2 separate regions of the Homo sapiens genome follow, and region 1 is linked to region 2. A link is a loop called in an ENCODE intact Hi-C map of the cell type or tissue named here. Cell type or tissue: PC-9. All regions are shown on one strand. Each heading gives the region's core, and the rest is flanking DNA. Links, peaks and the distances in the headings are about the cores only. Region 1 overlaps SV2B (synaptic vesicle glycoprotein 2B). Region 2 has its middle 34 kb from the start of VPS33B-DT.

The links. Hi-C counts contacts between places; a loop is a spot of excess contacts. Peaks named below come from ENCODE experiments on the same cell type or tissue, not always from the same donor. Only the 100,000 strongest peaks of a DNase experiment are listed, where the experiment ranks them.
Region 1: a loop joins it to region 2, with 13 times the contacts of the local background. A loop is called at or near these places in 3 of 110 quality-filtered maps.

Annotation. Positions count from the first base shown.
Region 1 is chr15:91,246,550-91,249,466 of GRCh38, forward strand. All of the region lies in intron 2 of SV2B (synaptic vesicle glycoprotein 2B), which reads left to right. Among named protein-coding and RNA genes, the nearest start is that of SV2B, 150 kb to the left of the region's middle. In PC-9, for the core only: CTCF peaks have their summits at 1,232 (motif pointing left) and 1,435; no DNase peak of the experiment used is centred there; H3K27me3 peaks cover 430 bases.
Region 2 is chr15:91,054,758-91,057,674 of GRCh38, forward strand. No RefSeq gene overlaps it. Among named protein-coding and RNA genes, the nearest start is that of VPS33B-DT, 34 kb to the left of the region's middle. In PC-9, for the core only: CTCF peaks have their summits at 1,274 and 1,481; no DNase peak of the experiment used is centred there; H3K27me3 peaks cover 2,500 bases.

The sequences.
Region 1 (2,917 bases), core at 228-2,727, 190 kb after region 2:
AGGACCATGGCCCAGATGTCTCAGTCTCAGAACTGGGCTCTTTCTTGCATGGTGCCTGTCACTGCAGGCTCCTCCCTCTTCCAAGGAGGGGTATTCTATTTCCTTTGTTGTGTTACCACCAATTAAAAGTCTTTTCCACTCCACCACATCGCTCCTCCTTTCAACCTCCTCCTCCTCCTCCTCCTCCTCCTCCTCCTCCTTCTTCTCCTCTTCCTCCTTTGCTCTGCAAGTAGCAATCCTGGTTTTCAATTTCCTCAAAAATCTCAGTATATTAAGGGATCATTTCCCTAATATGCCACCGAGCTTGTTGAGTGAAATTGAGGGAAGATTGAATTTCTGGCTTTCTAACTAGTTCCTTATCTGCTTCACACTAAGGTAATTTTTGATAACTCCACTGCACTCTAATTTTCCAAATGTATTTTTTAAATTTCTTTTGCTAAAGACAGATTTTAAATGAGTCTAATAACATAGCCATTCCAGAGACATTGTTAATTTTGTATTTCCCTTCCCTGGTGATAGGCTCATTTTTCCTTCATTCTTCCTTTTCCTAGACTTCAAAGACAGCATTTGAGAAGCTCTTCTTATTCTCTCTGGTACCTCCATGACCTTGGACAGTGAGGTTTAGTAGTGAAAGCACAAGGCCTGGAGCCAGGAGACCAGAAATGCAGTGCCAGCAGGTCCTCGGCCAGCATTGAGGTTCTGGGCAAGTTATTGACCCTTTCTGGGGCTCAGCCTCCTCGTCTGGTAAAACTAAGGGGTTGGATTCAACATCTAACTTGTAAAGTTTTTCAATTTGTCTAGGTGTCTAGATCAGTCATGGGATAGTCAGGAGACAAATCATACCAGTTACTTGAAAAGAGAGATTTTAATGTAAAAATTATTAACAGGATGGGTGAAACGCTTTTGAAAAGTTTCACTGAGGTAGCAAATGCAGGGAGAAGCTACCTCCCCTAGGGCTTGGAGAATAAAGGAAAGAGATTGGAATGATTATAACTTAGAATCTTGAAAAGGGGTTCCATAAAGCTGCAACTCAGCTCTCTTAAGAGAGGCCCTGGCTGGCAGTTGCTGGTGTTGGAGAGGAGAATGAAGTGCAATGTGGCCTCTGCTAATTGGATGCAGCTGCTATCTAGAAAGGAATTGCTGCAGTCAGGCTGAAACCTACAGGGAACAGAAAGGACAGGTGCTTTCTTCTTTCCCCAGCCCTGAAGCCTCCCTCTAGCGCCCTCTATTGGCAGAGCCTAGCAGAGAGTGGCTGGCAAAACTGACCGGGATTTGTGGACCAAGTAAGGTCTAGGAGGGTGGCTTTGGAGCTGAGGGACAATAATTTCATAACTGCACAGTGTTCATTGCTAAGATTGCAAACTGGTAGGTTAGAAGCCACTTTTTTGTTAAGGATATCTTTATTATTATTATTCGATTCTTTTTAAAGTCATTTATCATAGTCGTACATATTTTGGAGCACCTGTGATATTTTGATCCATGTGTACAATGTCATAAAGATCCTTGTCACGCCTGTAATCCCAGCACTTTGGGAGGCCGAGGTGGGCGGATCACGAGGTCAGGAGATCAAGACCATCCTGGCTAACACGGTGAAACCCCGTCTCTACTAAAAATACAAAAAATTAGCCGGGCGTGGTGGTGGGCGCCTGTAGTCCCAGCTACTAGGGAGGCTGAGGCAGGAGGATGGCGTGAACCCGGGAGGCGGAGCTTGCAGTGAGCCGAGATCGTGCCACTACACTCCAGCCTGGGTGACAGAGCATCTAAAAAACAAAAAACAAACAAACAAAAAAATGCCTTGTATGGCCTTAAGTAGTTTAATCAAACATTTGTGTCTGAGTTTATGTTTTTAATCTGCATATCTTCTTCCTTGGAAATCCACAGTACTTCATCTTTCATTATTTACATTTTTAAAAAATTAATTTAAAATTAATGAATGGGAAGGCAACTTGGAGATCATCTCTAGTTCAGTAATCGGTTTATAAATGAGGTGATTAATACCCTCAGAAAGTGAGAGGTTTTGCTCCCAAATCATACAACTAGTGAATGAGATCTTTGGGTTCCAAGGCCTGGATTCTCATCATTATTTACTGTTTACAGGAGGACAGATGTGCTCTAGCCTCTTGCTACTCAAAGTGTGGTCCCCAGACCAGCAGCACTGGCCTCAGCTGGCAGCTTGTTAGAGATGCAGAATCTCAGGGCCCATCTCAGGCCTGCTGGATCAGTATATGATTTTAACAAGATCCCCAGGTGATTTATGTGCACAGTAAAGTTTGAGAAGTGCTGAAGACAGCTTTATTGAAGTAAAAGAAAAAATAGACTTTTATTGGATGCTAGTGTTTTTCTCTAGGGTGGACTCAGGGTGTGGGGTGTGGAGACTAGTTCTCAGCAAATCTCTGGAGCACTCCTCTAAGTCTCTTTTCCCTCTCCCTGCTTTCAGTTTATGGGCCCATACACATACATGCAAACACCCATGTGCACACACACAATCACACGTGCATGCATCCATACATCTACGTTTTCACACACACACACACACACACACACACACACACACACACATGTTTATGATCTGGCTTCTGTCCTACCTTCTAGCCTGAACCCTCACCAGATTCCCCTACATGAACTATGCTCTACTCACGCTAGGCTACTTACAAGAAGTTGCCCGAACATATCAGACTTTCTTTTTGCCTCAGTCACCAAATGGAAATCAGACTAAATTCTGTTTGTCTTTCAAGAACAGCTCAATGTCTTTCTCTTGGAAGCCTTCCCACATTGAGTGAATTATATCCAAGGTTTGCTCTTCTTCTGGGTTTTAATAATACCTGACAGATACCTTTATTGAGCACCTTTTTTCTCACTCATAGATAATCATACATTTTATTGTTTATCTCCTTGAAAGGATGGAACCATTCCTCAC
Region 2 (2,917 bases), core at 113-2,612:
CAACAGCTGATTTTTGTCAGCTACATCTTAGCTTTTACACAGAGACGTCTGATTTAATTAACATTTTGCTTTGTAACAGAATTTTTGGACACCTGGTGCTTTCTGAGTCCATAAGGTTTCCATGGAGGAAAATTGACAAAAGATTCTTTCAGAGAAAACCCACAATTTCCCATTAACTAGTTTAGTGTGTTTTCCTTCCTTGCAACCAAATCATCCCAGATTAGTATACCCTCAGTCCCATCAAAGCTCCTGGGGACCAAAATGTCAGCAGCAGTAAGACAGAACGGCAGGATGAGACTTATTTGCATTGAGTTATGTTGGGTTGTTAGCTGCGGTAATAAAACCCTGGGATGTTTCCTCTCTGACAACTCTTTCTATTGTCACAAACATTTGTGCTAGTAGCAGATGGATAGGTCACATCAATTTAATGTAACTACTGTACTTTACAAGGCTCTGTCTTCATTAACAAAGATCAATTAAACCAAGATCGGCATTATGCCCAGGAAATCAGTGTGACATTTAACAAGAAGGATATTCTCGATGGACACACTTTGCCATAATTTTTTTTTAACACATATAATAAAAAATTGGAGGTGAAAACGAGTAGATATTTTGTAAGGTTTAGGCTGGAGATGGTGATGTTGGAACCTGGAATTCTCAATTGGTAGGAATGCTATCCTTGGGTTTGAGGAATCTCAGATCTTTCCTGACCCCTCCACACCTACATGGGCCAGAGAGTGTAATGAGGGACCCTTCCCTTCTGCGGACATTCATTCCTTTATTTCCCCCATATTCTCTGGAATCATGAAAAGAACCTGGATTTGAGAGTAGACAGTTTTACATTTGAGCGGCCACTTTACCATGACTTTGCAAGTGGAACTTGGGCAAGTTCCTTAATGTTTCTGATCTTCAGTTTCCTCAAATAAGGAAAATAAATAAATGCCTAATAGGTTCTGCTGTGAAGAGTCAATGAGCAAAGCATCTCATATGCCTGAGTCATAGAGAGCACATAACAAAAGATAGCTCGTTTTATTCTTATTATTCATCACCTTGAGACACATATTTATCTTAATATTTAACTTAGCTCACTTTATTATCCCATACCATTTGTAGTGAGAATGTATTTTTCCCCTGCTATCCTTTCTTCTGTGATAACTCCAACGTCTCTCCTCCCTCAGGGATATTCCTTGATTCTTGGATGCTGTCTCCTCCAGCAGAGAAAACCGGAAGACAAGGGTGTCCCAGAGTTTTGGCTGTTGTTGCTTGTCCTAACACACGATGGCACTGTTGAAACAGGCAATCTTGCCATTGGGTGCCATCCTCCCGGTACAATGCCCAGGGATCTTAGGGAACCAGGCAGGCACCTGCGTGGAATATAGAGATCCGGCAGCAGCTGCTACAGCCCATCTCAGCCTTGTGGAGAGATCACTTTTATTTAAGTACGGCTTGTGATGGAAACAGACCTGCAAGCCTATTGTGTGTGCAGGAGGGATCCTCACCCTGGTGTACCCGCCCGTGTCTGAGACTCAGTCCCACTTCCTTGTTTAATTGCTCTGAGCTTTGAGTTGACACATCCAGAAGCTCCATGATAAGTGATTTCTCTCCATGCAGACAGCTACCGTCATACTCAAGTAATTCGCATTCTCCTCTCTGGCAGTATTCACGTGCAGGTTCCTGCCACAAAGACGCCCTTGTAGGGAACCAGCTCTGAATAAAGCTTGGAAAACTCACACCTCCCTGGGCACATCTCTGCCCAGATGAGTTCCTTGGACCTGCATGTTTCTGCCCACACTCATGAAACCTGGTCTGGAATTAGCTGTCAGCGCTGAAGGAATGTTGGCGTAAACATCACTCGTCCACTTTCACCTTTTAACCAAATCTCAGGACTTTAAATGCATTGAGGGTGTTTGCCATGGGAAGGAGGGGCATGAAGAGATACCCAAGATAAATGGTTTAATCGAGAAAACAAATTGGCAAACTAGATGTATAACATGATCCCATTTCCCTGTTTTTTCTTTTGCACTTCTCTATTGTCTGAATTTAATGTATTTTACAAAGTGTATGAATTAGTTTTACATATAGGAAAACATGACAAAGATTTAAAAAACCACCCTATTCTGCCAGCAAGTTGGTTGGAAATAGAGGCTTCAACTGAAAGAAAAAAGTAGGGGGATAATGTGGGGTCTTTATCAGTATTGCTTTTGGAAAAATTGAAAAATCATCAAAATTATTTTTTCTAGTGATATATGACCCAGAATCAAATTTTAAAAGATTCTTTCTTTCTTCCTTCCTTCCTTTCTTTCTCTCTCTTTCTTTTCTTTCTTTCTCTTTCTTTTTCTTTCTTTCTCTCTTTCTCTCTCCCTCCCTCCCTCCTTTCCTTCTTTCTTTCTTTCTTTCTTTCTTTCTTTCTTTCTTTCTTTCTTTCTTTCTTTCTCTTTCTTTCTTTCCTTTCTTTCTCTTCTCCTCTTCCTTCCCCTCTCCTCTCCTCCCCTCCCCTCCCCTTCTCTTCCCTATCTTTCCCTTCCCTTCCCTATCCTTCTGTTCCCTTCCCTATCCTTTCTTTTCCTTCTTTCTGCAGTCTCACTCTGTCACCCAGGCTGGATGAAGTGCAGTGGCACGATCTCGGCTCACTGCAAACTCCTCCTCTTAGGTTCAAGCAATTCTCCTACCTCAGCCTCCATAGTAGCTGGGACAAAATTATCTTTTAAATCAGCACAAAACAAAATTGATAAGGTAATATAAAAGCATATTGTGAGCTGGCCTTTGCTTCCTTAAAATGATTTCTGAAGAGATCAAAACAATTTCAAGGAACAGGCATAGTGGCTCACGCCTGTAATCCCAGCACGTTGGGAGGCTGAGGTGGGAGGATTGCTTGAGCCCAGAAGTTTGAGAACAGCCTGGGCAACACAGTGGGACC